Linked DNA regions of Mus musculus: region 2 is linked to region 1. The links are chromatin loops, found by intact Hi-C in ENCODE. Cell type or tissue: gastrocnemius. All regions are shown on one strand. Each heading gives the region's core, and the rest is flanking DNA. Links, peaks and the distances in the headings are about the cores only.

Region 1 (5,934 bases), core at 430-5,429:
CAGAGGGACTTGTGGGTGGGACTTCTCTCACCATGTGTCTAGCCTCTGTCAGTCTGAGCCACATGGCCCTGCAGTCTTCCAACTGCATTCTATCACTTAGAAACACCATGTCAAGATCTGAGTGGGAAAAGACTCTCATGTCTTCTAAGACCCAGCACAGCTTGGAGAGCACCGGTCCCAGCGTTACGATCTTTCTCTATCAGTTTCTCTTATTTTCATTTTGCATGTATTTCTTCTTCTTGAATGCAAACACAGTTGAGTAATTGTTAGGGATGTCTCCAAGAGAAGACAAGACATGCACGCTGCTACATTCTACAACAGGACAGACAAACTGCCATTCCTCACTGTCTCTTTAACAGATTCTTAAAATTGGTCCTACAGTACACTGAGAACCTAGTGGCCTACACCAGCCGAGAGAAGAACAAGTGGAGTGAAGCCACCACTCTTACACACGCAGTTTTGTTGAGGATTTGGACTTTCAGTGAGAAGAAACAAATGTTAATACATTTAGCCAAAAAAACCACAAATAAAGTTGACATAAGCTGACAAAGAAATCACGAATCAAGGTATTTTTGGTCGTGACACTGAGCTATAGAGGAGACCTTGGTGGTACTTGGTGGCAGCTGCACATCCTGTCTGTCCCATTGCATTTTACCGTCACCCCAGCACACAGCCAACCTCTGGAAGAACGTAAAAATACAAAGTTGCGGTTCATCACTTGGGATTTAATTGTTCCCTCAGATTTAACACCTTATCTTTTAAAGGAACAATATCTACATGGTGCCATGTCTTCAATGAGTCACATAAAGGATACATGGTCCACAGACATGCTCTGCATCACTTCTAGGTCATCTGGCTCTCATGCATAATGACCTGTCCTTGTGTGTCACATCAGCAACACAAGGTCCTGTATCCTGGACCATTTCATCATATTGCATCATTTCAAGGGAGTGGAACCCACCTCTGAATCTGCTTTGTTAATTAAATGATTTTTAAAAATGTTTACCATGAACTCTATGTTGCCTTTCATTTTTCCTAAAAAAACGATATCACTTATGTATAGTGGTACATGCCTGTAATCCTAGTGCCTGAGAGTCAGAGACAGGAGGATCAAAAGATTGTGACCAGCCTAGTAGATGTAAGGAGACCACCTCCAGCCCCTCCACCTTAAAAAACAAGATAAAATAAAAGTTTGTGTGTGTTAAGAAATGCATACCACAGTAGTATGTTAGTGAGGCCAGGTGATAGACGTTTAGAGACTTGCTTTCTCCTGCATGACATTAGAAGAGAAAGTGATTGCATGATACAGGTACAAATTCAAGATTCTGAACAACTGTTGATTGAAGGTGCTATCTGTATGGCCAAGGCAACTGCCAAGTGTACTTGCAAACAAAGCTCACCCTGCCCTGAAGTACATGTAGTGCTGCTCATGGCTGGCTGCTCTGCAAAAGAAATAGCAAACAGAAGACCCAAGAGAAGCACATACAGAGGTTCTAAAAGATAATAAAAAAAAAGAAAAAACAAAAATGAATGACTTTTTCAACATGTAGTCCTAGGCACTGTCTCTCTGTTCCAGGAGGACAAGCCTGTTTGGGTAGACACCACTCTGGAACTCTCTAGGTTGTCCAGCAGAAAGTGGAAGAGATGAGCTGTAATTCTAGGTTGGGGTTCTGAGAGCAGAAAGAACCAGAGCTGGGGGCCATGCTGTGGAGACTGATGGGAAATCTCAGGAAGGTGACATCCCACAAAGGCGTGCTGAGTCGAGCAGGCTTTGCCCTGTCTGAGGCCTGGTTCAATCCTGGATCAAGAGATTCCTCAACTCCTGTGAGTGGATCTCTGCCAGTGGCCTCTAGAAAATATCATTTCAGGAGTCACCCTAGAAAAGGAAACAGAAGTGCAGAGGTCAGCCGGAAGGTTGGCATTGCAGACCCAATGCTGGAGAAGTGAGCACGCGCAGAGGAAGATACTGGTTCCATATTTTACCAGGCTTGTGGGCGAGCTCTATAACCTTGAGGGCTTGTCTTCATCTGTGCAGTGTTGAGGCTGACATCGCCACTGCATACCTCATCTGACTGACAGGAAGGAAAAAAAAAAGTGATGCAGCAGATGCTCTGCTCTGTGCCTACTGTATCAACCAATGCTGGCTCTTCTTCTTTTCTTCCTCATAGATGATTTGGATTCTCTCTGTCACACTGGGCTGTGTGATGCGTGTGTTGCTATGTGCGTGTCTTCACTGTATGTGACTAACATTCCAGCCGTTCACAGCCTTACATGAATTAACCATTGGGAAAACAGTGGTCTCCCTCAAGTCCTCACCTGAAGCCCCAGCTGAGAGTAGCTTTCGTTTCTTTAACCTATGGATCCGAACCTGGCACAGGTAGCACTCTTGTCAACCGACCTGGAGTTTGCCAAAGCTATGTATCCCAACAGGATCGTCAGTGGAAGCTTGCAGTCTCACTGTGGGCTGTGCTGCTAACGGGGCCTCTGTCTAGCTTAGCTCCTTGAGGGGTGAACCCCGTGATAAGGGGAAGTCACCCTGGAACACATTGATGCTGGATTCCCTTAGAGAACTTCCTAGGTCCTTTCCTGATTGTGTTTTCTCTAGTCAGACACAGGGTGGCGCTCTTCATTAAGTAATCTGCCAGCTGTGTGGGAAGACGTCTCCTGCCAACTCCTGTGACTCCAGGAAAAGGAATTCTTTCCTTTTTCATCTGGCCACAGAGAGGTAGGTCCAAGGTGACAAGAGTGGGAAGTGACCACTGGCGCCTGGCCACTGGGGCTGTGGAGCATTGCGTTCACCTGAAGGCTCGGCCTTCCGTTCATTTAATTCTGTATTGATGAAAGGCATGAACAATCACAGTCTAAAAATCTTGTCCATCTTCATGAGGGAAGATTGGGGTTGTATTGTGTGAATTAATCTCTTGGGGGAAGACATCATCGTGGCCAGTGGTGGTGACAGGAGAATGAGGGAGGGACCAAGGTCACCATTAACCAACCACCAATCACCATACTGCTGATGGGGGAGGGGAACCCTTTGTCTAAAGGGACTGGACTGAGCTTTGCAGAGAAGGAGGGGCGCAGGCTTGCAGTGGAGACTGGCTTCTAACCACCCACTCTCCCCAGCTGCAGGCTGAATTCACACCTTGACACCACAGCCAGTCTGCCAACACTGCTGCCAAAGCATGGCGCCCGCCCGTGTGGGATTGGCTTTTAGGGACTAACAAAGAAAATTCCTTACATCGGATAAAAGGGAGTGTCTGTGGTTTGTTTTATAGCCCTACTAAAACATTTTAATGAAACTAAATCACTGTGGTACCGCCAGAGTTTGGGCTTTAGAGGGCCTGGAACCAGTTTTCCTATGGGCTGTGTCTGAATTGTAGAGTGTCCATGTGAATTGACTGGGGCCAATTAAGATAAGTCTTTGATTGCATCAGAAGTTCTCCAAATGGATGGATACAGGATGTCCCCTTGACACATAATTAATTAATTGAAAATGAAATATGCTCAGTTCAAAAAAGCTACCCATAAAGTGAAGTCCTGTGCCAGCCAATGATTAGAGTTTGGGGATCCTTATAAGCATAGACTTGCCATTATAAATATTAAATGCTACCTTTACAGAAAGCTTACATAGTTTCAAAGCCTTTTGCTCAGGACTTTGAATACCCCCCAAGACAATGTTATTAATTCCATTTAGGAGGACGGTAGAAAACTTAGTTGAGAAAACCTGGAACTCACTCCCCTGTGAAGGAGGCAGGGATGGCTGGTCCTCAGCTGCTTAGTGGTCACTCTCACTGACAGTTCCTCTGAGTCCCAGAAATGCAATCTGTAATCTCAAAACCTTTCCAGCAGCTTGGCAGGGAGACAGAAATAGCCCAGCAAAATGCAAGATCAGCAAGAAAGCACTACAGTCCACAGACTGGGAGTGGAGGGCTGTGATGCTAAGGCCAGTCCTTAGGTTATGAGGTCCAGGAAATCCCAGTCAGAGCAGAGGGTAGGGGCTGCAGGTGATGCAGGGATAGTGGGCACAGGGGCCTCCAATCTCTCTGTTTCACTCTTAATTAACAAGCTTAGGACCTCCCTCATGTCTCAGCATGTAAAATTCTCATAGTATTGAATTTATTTAGATATAAGCCTTTTCCCACAAGCTGTGGCTCCTCACTTCCCACTTAAGACATTATTTTCCATGGTCCCATGCTAACCCATCCTCAGGAGCCTCTATGTTAGTTGCCAGTCTTGTTGGAGTCAAAATCCTGACTATCCATCTGGACCTGGGCAGTTCACACTTTTGGCTCTGTTTTTGTTATTTGCTTGCTTGCTTATTTTTCCTGTATTACCTTAAATGGTAGAAAAGCTAATAGTTTTGTTTTCTTCTTTAGTTGGACCCATCTTGTCCATGTCCTGGATGAGGTTTGGACCTAAGTTAGTGGCTGAGGGGTCTGCTAAATCAATGGAAACATTGCATTGTGTTTATATATTGATCTTCAGCTGCCGTGAGCTGTGTTAGTCAGTGGTGGGAACAGGAGGTGTGAAGCCACACCTTAGGGGTCCTCCACGAGGTGTGATACTCACAGGCTGACAAATGGTGGGAATATTGCTTCCCTTAAGTTCTGGTCATGTCCAGATGGTGCTAAATATCCGGTGCAACACCTCACATCCCTCCACCCCCTTTAAGCTCTGCTGTGCTAAGTCCCGTGCCTGAAGTCCCCAGTGCTTTCAAGTCCTGTGCCTGAATATCCTTGTGTTTTTCCAAGTGAAGTATCTCTAAGACCCAGGACCTGAGATTTCAAAACCATTCAGGAATCTGTTCTTATCATGCTTGTGATATTCTATGTGTCACCCTGAATCAGCCAGTCTACCCCAGTCCTGTGCCATCACACCCAACTTCATGAGTTTTTTATTTTTGGCAAAGGACCCCTTTAAGAGCTGCCAGGAAGAACAGCGTTCATGGCTACCCACAGGCCCAGGGCCGTGCTCCAATGCCAGAACTGTGCAGGCCAGACTTGCTGAGTCTGCAGTTACGGCGTCTGTGCTTTTATCTCTTTTTCCACTGCTTCCCCTTCTCCGTTTTGGAACCTACGGGATAATATGCTCTGGTCCCTTAAGGATGTAGAGGAAGGAACCATTTCCATATCCACTTGACTCAAGTTACCACAGTCAGCTGCTGGCTGAGCAAACTGACCTCAGATGAGTCACAATCTAGCTCACACAAGGTCAAAGTTCAGCCAGACTCTGAAAGTCCATTTGAGAGGTTGATGTCTGTGCTCAAGATGCCAGTGTAAGAAGGGTGGGGGACGGTGCTTGGTTCCAGCAATTCCCAGGACTTAACTCCATTCAGGAGACCACAGTGAGACCATGAGGGCCCAGCCGGGATGGGTGGCCAAGGGACAAGGCAAGAGCTGATAGGGATCAGGCAAGGTGCAGGGCTACTAAATGGGGCCCTGAAAGGCTGCTAGGCTTCCAAAGCCAGGGTGCTTCAAGCCTAAAGGGGTGTGTGTGAAATCTGGCCTCTGAGTAAAGCTGTAGGATGATAAACTAAGTCACAGAGGCCACAGGAGGGACCCAGGCAAGTGCCATTGTGACTGGAATGACAGGAGCAGAGTTACCTGTGAGCTACCTCTGTGATCCACTCATGTCACCACCACCACCCCAACCCCCCCCCCCCCATTGCATGTTACCTAGACGTGTTACCAAAATTGATCTCCCAGTCACCAGAGAAGTGAAGGACAGGGGGACAAGTAAGGGTATCAGGCTGTGGTCCAACAGGGTGTAACCTACACACTGGGGCTGTGTCAACATAAGGACACAGGTCACATCAAGGGACACTATTAGGTCACCAGGTCAGCACAGAAACCCAGTCTTCCACTCGGCATTATTGCAAGTTTCCATAATCCAAGTTTGATTCCTCCACACTCATCTTTTCCTGTCTGGCTCCTT
Region 2 (5,934 bases), core at 405-5,404, 400 kb after region 1:
TCGTCAATGACGTGTGAGCGGTACCTGGGGGGTTACTGTGCTGGTCTATGCCATCTGTATGTATCTTATATGTTCCATGATAAAAGACGGTGAACAAATAAAGATTTAGAGAAATTCAAAGGAAAAGTCGCTTGTGCTTAGTGATGATTTAAATCAAGTACAGGGGCATTTTAGTGTTAAAGAGGAGATAATGTTGCTTGAATAACCTTCTAATGAAGGTTATATACCGGTTATATAAGTGGAATACTTATTCTTTAAAATGCATCTCCTATCAAGTCAAGCCAAGTGCCAGCTGTATTTTTCAAGCCGATTAATCGACAATAGCCACAATGATTATAAATATTTTATAAAATTTGGTTGGTTATTTTGGAATCATACAAGTTTGAACTTTTAAATATGAAATTCTAAACTTACGAACTTCTATTTTTTTAAAGATGTATTCATTTATTATATGTAAGTTCACTGTAGCTGTTTTCAAACACACCAGAAGAGGGCATCAGATCTCGTTACTGATGGCTGTGAGCCACCATGTGGTTGCTGGGAATTGAACTCAGGACCTTCGGAAGAGCAGTCAGTGCTCTTAATTGCTGAGCCATCTTACCAGCCCCCACTTATGAACTTCTATACTAAAATTTAAAAATAAGTAATAAAGACCTATCATGCAGTGCCTATAAAAGAAAAATCCATCCAGTATTAGGGCACTCTATTAATTCAAGTGGTCTTTTACTCCTATGTTAACACATTGATGTTTCCATACACTTGTGATCACTATTTACAATTTTGAATATTCTTATTCCTCTTGTGTCTTAATATTCTGTACTGTTGCTTTAAGGCCCTCAGAGCCTCTGCCTCAAATGGCTGCGCAATATTCCATGTAGTGAATATTAGTTACTCAGCCATTTCTATTGCCATTCTATTAGTTAGAGTCTCTAAGGGAACAGAACTGATAAAAGAATGAATATATATATTATTTATTAATAATCATATTACTACATTTATTTATGAGCTGTTCTAAAATTTAAAGACAGATGATATATGGACTATAAAATTGAAAAATTATCCAACATTTGGTCAGTATATCAGGCCTCTGTGTGTGTGTGTGTGTGTGTGTATGTACACCAGTTGTTGTTCTACATATCTTGGTAGTCCTAATCTGGTAGTTTTAACCTAGTCCCTGAGGATTCCTGGAGAGCTGCTGGTTTTCAGTCAGTGTTGGAATCAGGAAGAAGTAGGTGGTAAGCCAGGGAGAGTGGGGGCAAGCCAGGGAGAGTGGGGGCAAGCCTGGGAAAGGTTAAAGTTGCGGCCTTTTATGTGCACTGCCACCAGAAAGTATCGGACGGATTTACCATTGGTCTCCCCACCTCAAATGATCCAATCAAGAGTCTCTCACAGGTGCGCCCAGGAGCTTGGGTTTTAATTGATTCTAGATGCAGTTAACAACCCAAAATTAGCTATCACAAGTATACCCTGGGTCAACTTGACACACAAATTACATATCCTTCTGTTATGCTTAATTCCCAAAGGAAAGCTATAATCAGGTCATAATTCTACCTAATATGATATAACTTTCTCAAATACAACCGAAAATGTATTATGTATTTTAGAAAAGGTATCGCTGTCCCTTGAGGAACACCTGGTCTCTTTGTGACTGTAGGTTACATATGATAATGACCAGTGATGCCATCTCAGTTTATGTTTCATTACACGATAAAGAAATAGAGGAACGAGGGCTGGTGAGATGGCTTGGCGGTTAAGAGCACTGACTGCTCTTCCAGAGGTCCTGAGTTCAATTCCCAGCAACCACATGGTGGCTCACAACCACCTGTAATGAGATCTGAAGACAGCTACAGTGTACTTACATATAATAAATAAATAAATAAAATCTTTTTTAAAAATAAGAAAGAAATAGAGGAACGTTTTTAAAACCCAAGCATCTGCTTTATGTCTATATGCACGAACACATTCTTTACAGAATAGAACAGAAACATCGTGTCAACAGCTTTGCTGTTCACATGCGTTCCACAACCGCTGCTTAGAACCTCCTCCTAGTCTCTCCTTGTGGATCATAGTGGTTCATAGAGTCTCTGCAAACAGTAAGCAATCTTACTGAGAAGCTTTACAAAGAAAGTACAATTTCCAGGGGATGTTGTGCTAAGTCTAAAACATTTGAGCCCCACCTGGAGTGCAAAATGCTAGCAAGTCCTGTGTAGGCTTTGCCATGATGGGAGAAAATTCCAGACTATGAAAGCTGTACTCCCAAGGGCAGAAGAACAGGCTGGTATAGTTGCCACCTGGAGCTAGCCCATGTTTGGGCTCTGTAGATGTGTGTTCCTAATATTCTAAATGACGTGAAAATTTGGTAAGACTACCACAGCCCAGCCATGTCCTTACCTTCTAGGTGTCACAGTTGATTCTCAACAACCTACTCTAAAAAGCAGGTACAATACCAATAGGAGAGTTGAGAATGTAGAAGAAAAATAGGATCTGTCTATTGCTTTAGAAATAATTAAAATAAAAAATAAAAAACAATCACAGGGCCTGATGATACATGCCTTTAATCCCAGAACTTGGGGAGGCAGAAGCAGGAAGATCTCAGAGTTTGAAATTGGTACGTATAGAAAGTTCCAGGTCAGCGGGGGCTATATACCTAGTGAGACCCATCTTTTACAAGTATATAGCTCCAAATAAATCCAGTGTTCTGATATTTGTCTTTTTGTGTCAAAGTCAGTTCCCTTTCTCCTCCTCCTCTGTCTTCTTTTCTCTCCCCTCCAGATCAAACACACACCTCGCATGCATCCAGTACAGTGATGACCAGTTTATCTTCTTCTGTCCTCTGCAGTTTAATATGTACATGAACTGAGATTACAAGTTACCACAAAATGTCCTTTTGCCAAGTTAAGGAAGAACAGTATTTACTACCGGACTCAAGTTCTATTTCCTGCCTACCACAAACTAAACTCTATCCTAGGAAATGCTCGCCACAAAGTGGGGGCACCAGAGGTAAATCCACAGCGCCACCTGGTGGCCTCCTCCAGGAGCGTGACACAGAACCTGGCATTCATGAATGAGGAATAGCCACCATCCTTTGACAGGCCTCAGCCATCTTTGTGGCACATCTCAAAGCAGGAGTCAGGTCAGGGGTCTGCTTGAGGTGACAGTGGAGTCCCAGTTCAAAACAGTGGTGTTTACCAACAATCCGCCTTACAGTCATCAGCCCACACTCCAAATGAAGTTCTAAATACTTGCCTGTCATGGAAGAAAAATTTTCTAAAGATGATTCACAAGTTCTAGAGATCCACCCGAGAACAAATAGCGGTCCTAATAGGAAAGTGCGTATCTCTAAGCGCCCAAAATTTTAAAAATAAAAAAACAGAGAAAACTCAAATAACTTAATGATGCACCTTGAAGCCTTAGAAAAGTCAGAACAAATCAAACTCCAAATCAGTAGATAAGGAGACATACTTAAGGGCAGAAATTCATGAAATAGAAATAGTGAGTACAAGACAAACCAAAGAATCAGATGCAGAGTTCTTTCTTTAAAAAGGCAAATAAACCTTTTAAAAAGACAGACAAACCCTTAGCTAAGTTAACTAAAAGACAGAGAAGACTTGTAAGATCAGAAATGAAAAAAGAAGTTATTACAAGAGATACCAAGAGTAAGAAAAGCATAAAACATACCTTACAAACCTATATTCCACTAAATTTTTAAAATCTAAGAGAAATGGATGAAATTGATAGGTATATGACCTACCAAAATCAAATCAAAATGAAAAAAAATTAAATAGTCCTATATCCAGCAGCAAGACCGACATGGTCATAAAAATCTCCTGACTGAAGAACACCCAGGTTCAGATGTACTCACTGTATAGATCTCTACCCTTCACTCAAGAATGGAGACCAGTATTTTGCAAATCACCCTATAAAGTAGAAAAGGAAGGAAACTTCCAAACCGGTTTTGCTTTTTTTTTTCTTTTGCCAATATCATACTGATACCAAAACCAGGCAGAGACAACATTAAGAAAATTATAGACTGATCTCTCTGATCAATACAGATACAAACGTTCTCAGTAGGATACTAGCAAACTAATTCAAGATCTCGTCATTCAGCACCAAGTTGACTTCATTAAAGAGAAGATTCAACGTATAAATCAATAAATGTAACTTGTCATATAAATAGACTCAAGGACAGAAACCAAATAAATTCAGGAAAGGTCTTTGATTAGTCCAGTATCTCTTCATGAGATATTTGCTACAGAATCTATGGATATAGGGGACATAATTCAAAACATAATAAAGTCAATATACAACGAGGCCACAACAACATTATGGTAAAGGTAAAAAATATTTGAAGCATTTTTACTAAAATAAAAATAAAACTTTCTCCATTCCTGTTCAATACGGTGCTTGAGTCTCAGAGCAGTAAGAAAAAATAGATACAAATAGGAAAGTAAAAATATTCCTGTTTGTAGATGAAATAGTTTTAATATAAGAGATATTATCCACTCCACTCACACTATTTTGGTTGGAATAAACTTAACTAAGTAAACAACAGAACTTCTACAAGAAAACCTTTAAAGACACTGAAGAAAGGAACTAAGGGGGAAGTGAGAAGATAGAAAGACCGTCCATGTATATGGATTAGAAGAATTTAAAATTGTCAAGATAGCCATCTTACAAAAAGCAAAATACAGATGTGTGCTGGCTTGTCTCATGTCAACTTGACACAGAAACTAGATTTCTGAAAAGTGGGAACCTTAGCTAAGGAAATATCTCCATAAGACCCCGATATAAGCCATTTTCTTTCCTTTTCCTTTTCCTTCTTCTTTTTTTTTAAAAGAATTTTTTAAAAAAATGTATTTTATGAATGGAACACTGTAACTGTCTTCAGACAGAAGAGGCCTTCAGGTCCTATTACAGATGGTTGTGAGCTACCATGTGGTTGCTGGGACTTGAACTCAGGATCTCTGGAAGAACAGTCAGTGCTTTTAACCACTGAGCCATCTCTCTAGCCCTAGGCATTTTCTTAATTAGTGATTGATGTAGGAAAACCCAAGTCCTTGTGGGTGGTTCCATGCTTGGGTCGGTGGTCCTGGGTTGTATAAGGAAGCAGGCTGAGCAAGTCTTGAGGAACAAGTCAGTAAGCAGCACTCCCCATGTGGCTTCTGCATCAGTTCCCGCCTTTAGAACCTTGCCTTGTTTAGAGTTCCTGACTTCCTTCAATAATGAACAGTGCTGTAGGAGTGCAAACCGAATTAACTCTTTCCTCCCCAACTTGCTTTTTGGTAATGATGTTTCATGACAGTAATAGAAACTCTAACAACCTAAAACACAGATGCAATACAATTTCAGTAAAAATCCTAGAACGATTATTTAGGGATATAGAGGACAAAAAAAATCTTAAAATTAATATGGAAGCACAGAAGATTGCCAAACAACCAGAACAGTTGATGGCATCACCATACCTGACTTCAAGCTATGCTACAGAGCCACAGTAATAAAAACAGCATGGTACTGGCTCAAAACCAGACATCTAGATGGACAGAATAGAAAGCCCAGATCTAAGAACATGCATCTTCAGCCACCTGGTTTCAACAGTGATGGATGCCAAAAATGTACATTGCAGAAACGACAATCTCTTAGCAAGCACTGCTGGGAAATGTATATAGAATTAACACCTCACCATAGAATCTTGAGACTCTGAAGCATGTAGAGCAAAAAGTAGGCAGCATGGAGTCAGAGATGATTCAGTTGATTCAGATGATTAAGATCACTGACTGCTCTCCCCGAGGCTCTGCGCTCGATTCCCAGGATCCAGAAAGTGTCTCCCAATCTGTGCATATAAAATTCTACAGGGCCTGATGCCTTCTGGCTTCCGTGGTACACGGACAAACATGCAGACAAAATACCCATACACACAAAATAAAAAATTTTAAA

What was found. Hi-C counts contacts between places; a loop is a spot of excess contacts. Peaks named below come from ENCODE experiments on the same cell type or tissue, not always from the same donor. Only the 100,000 strongest peaks of a DNase experiment are listed, where the experiment ranks them.
Region 2: a loop joins it to region 1, with 10 times the contacts of the local background. A loop is called at or near these places in 34 of 42 quality-filtered maps.

The regions. Positions count from the first base shown.
Region 1 is chr17:15,063,221-15,069,154 of GRCm38, forward strand. It overlaps Ermard (ER membrane associated RNA degradation), which reads left to right. Exons shown (of 18, transcript NM_001039552.3): 18 at 382-1,012. The coding sequence ends at 397. Among named protein-coding and RNA genes, the nearest start is that of Gm35343, 10 kb to the left of the region's middle. In gastrocnemius, for the core only: a CTCF peak has its summit at 2,616 (motif pointing right); DNase peaks (open chromatin) are centred at 2,661, 3,062 and 4,984; H3K4me3 peaks cover 354 bases.
Region 2 is chr17:15,464,864-15,470,797 of GRCm38, forward strand. No RefSeq gene overlaps it. Among named protein-coding and RNA genes, the nearest start is that of Psmb1, 30 kb to the right of the region's middle. In gastrocnemius, for the core only: a CTCF peak has its summit at 3,022 (motif pointing left); a DNase peak (open chromatin) is centred at 3,022; H3K27ac peaks cover 827 bases.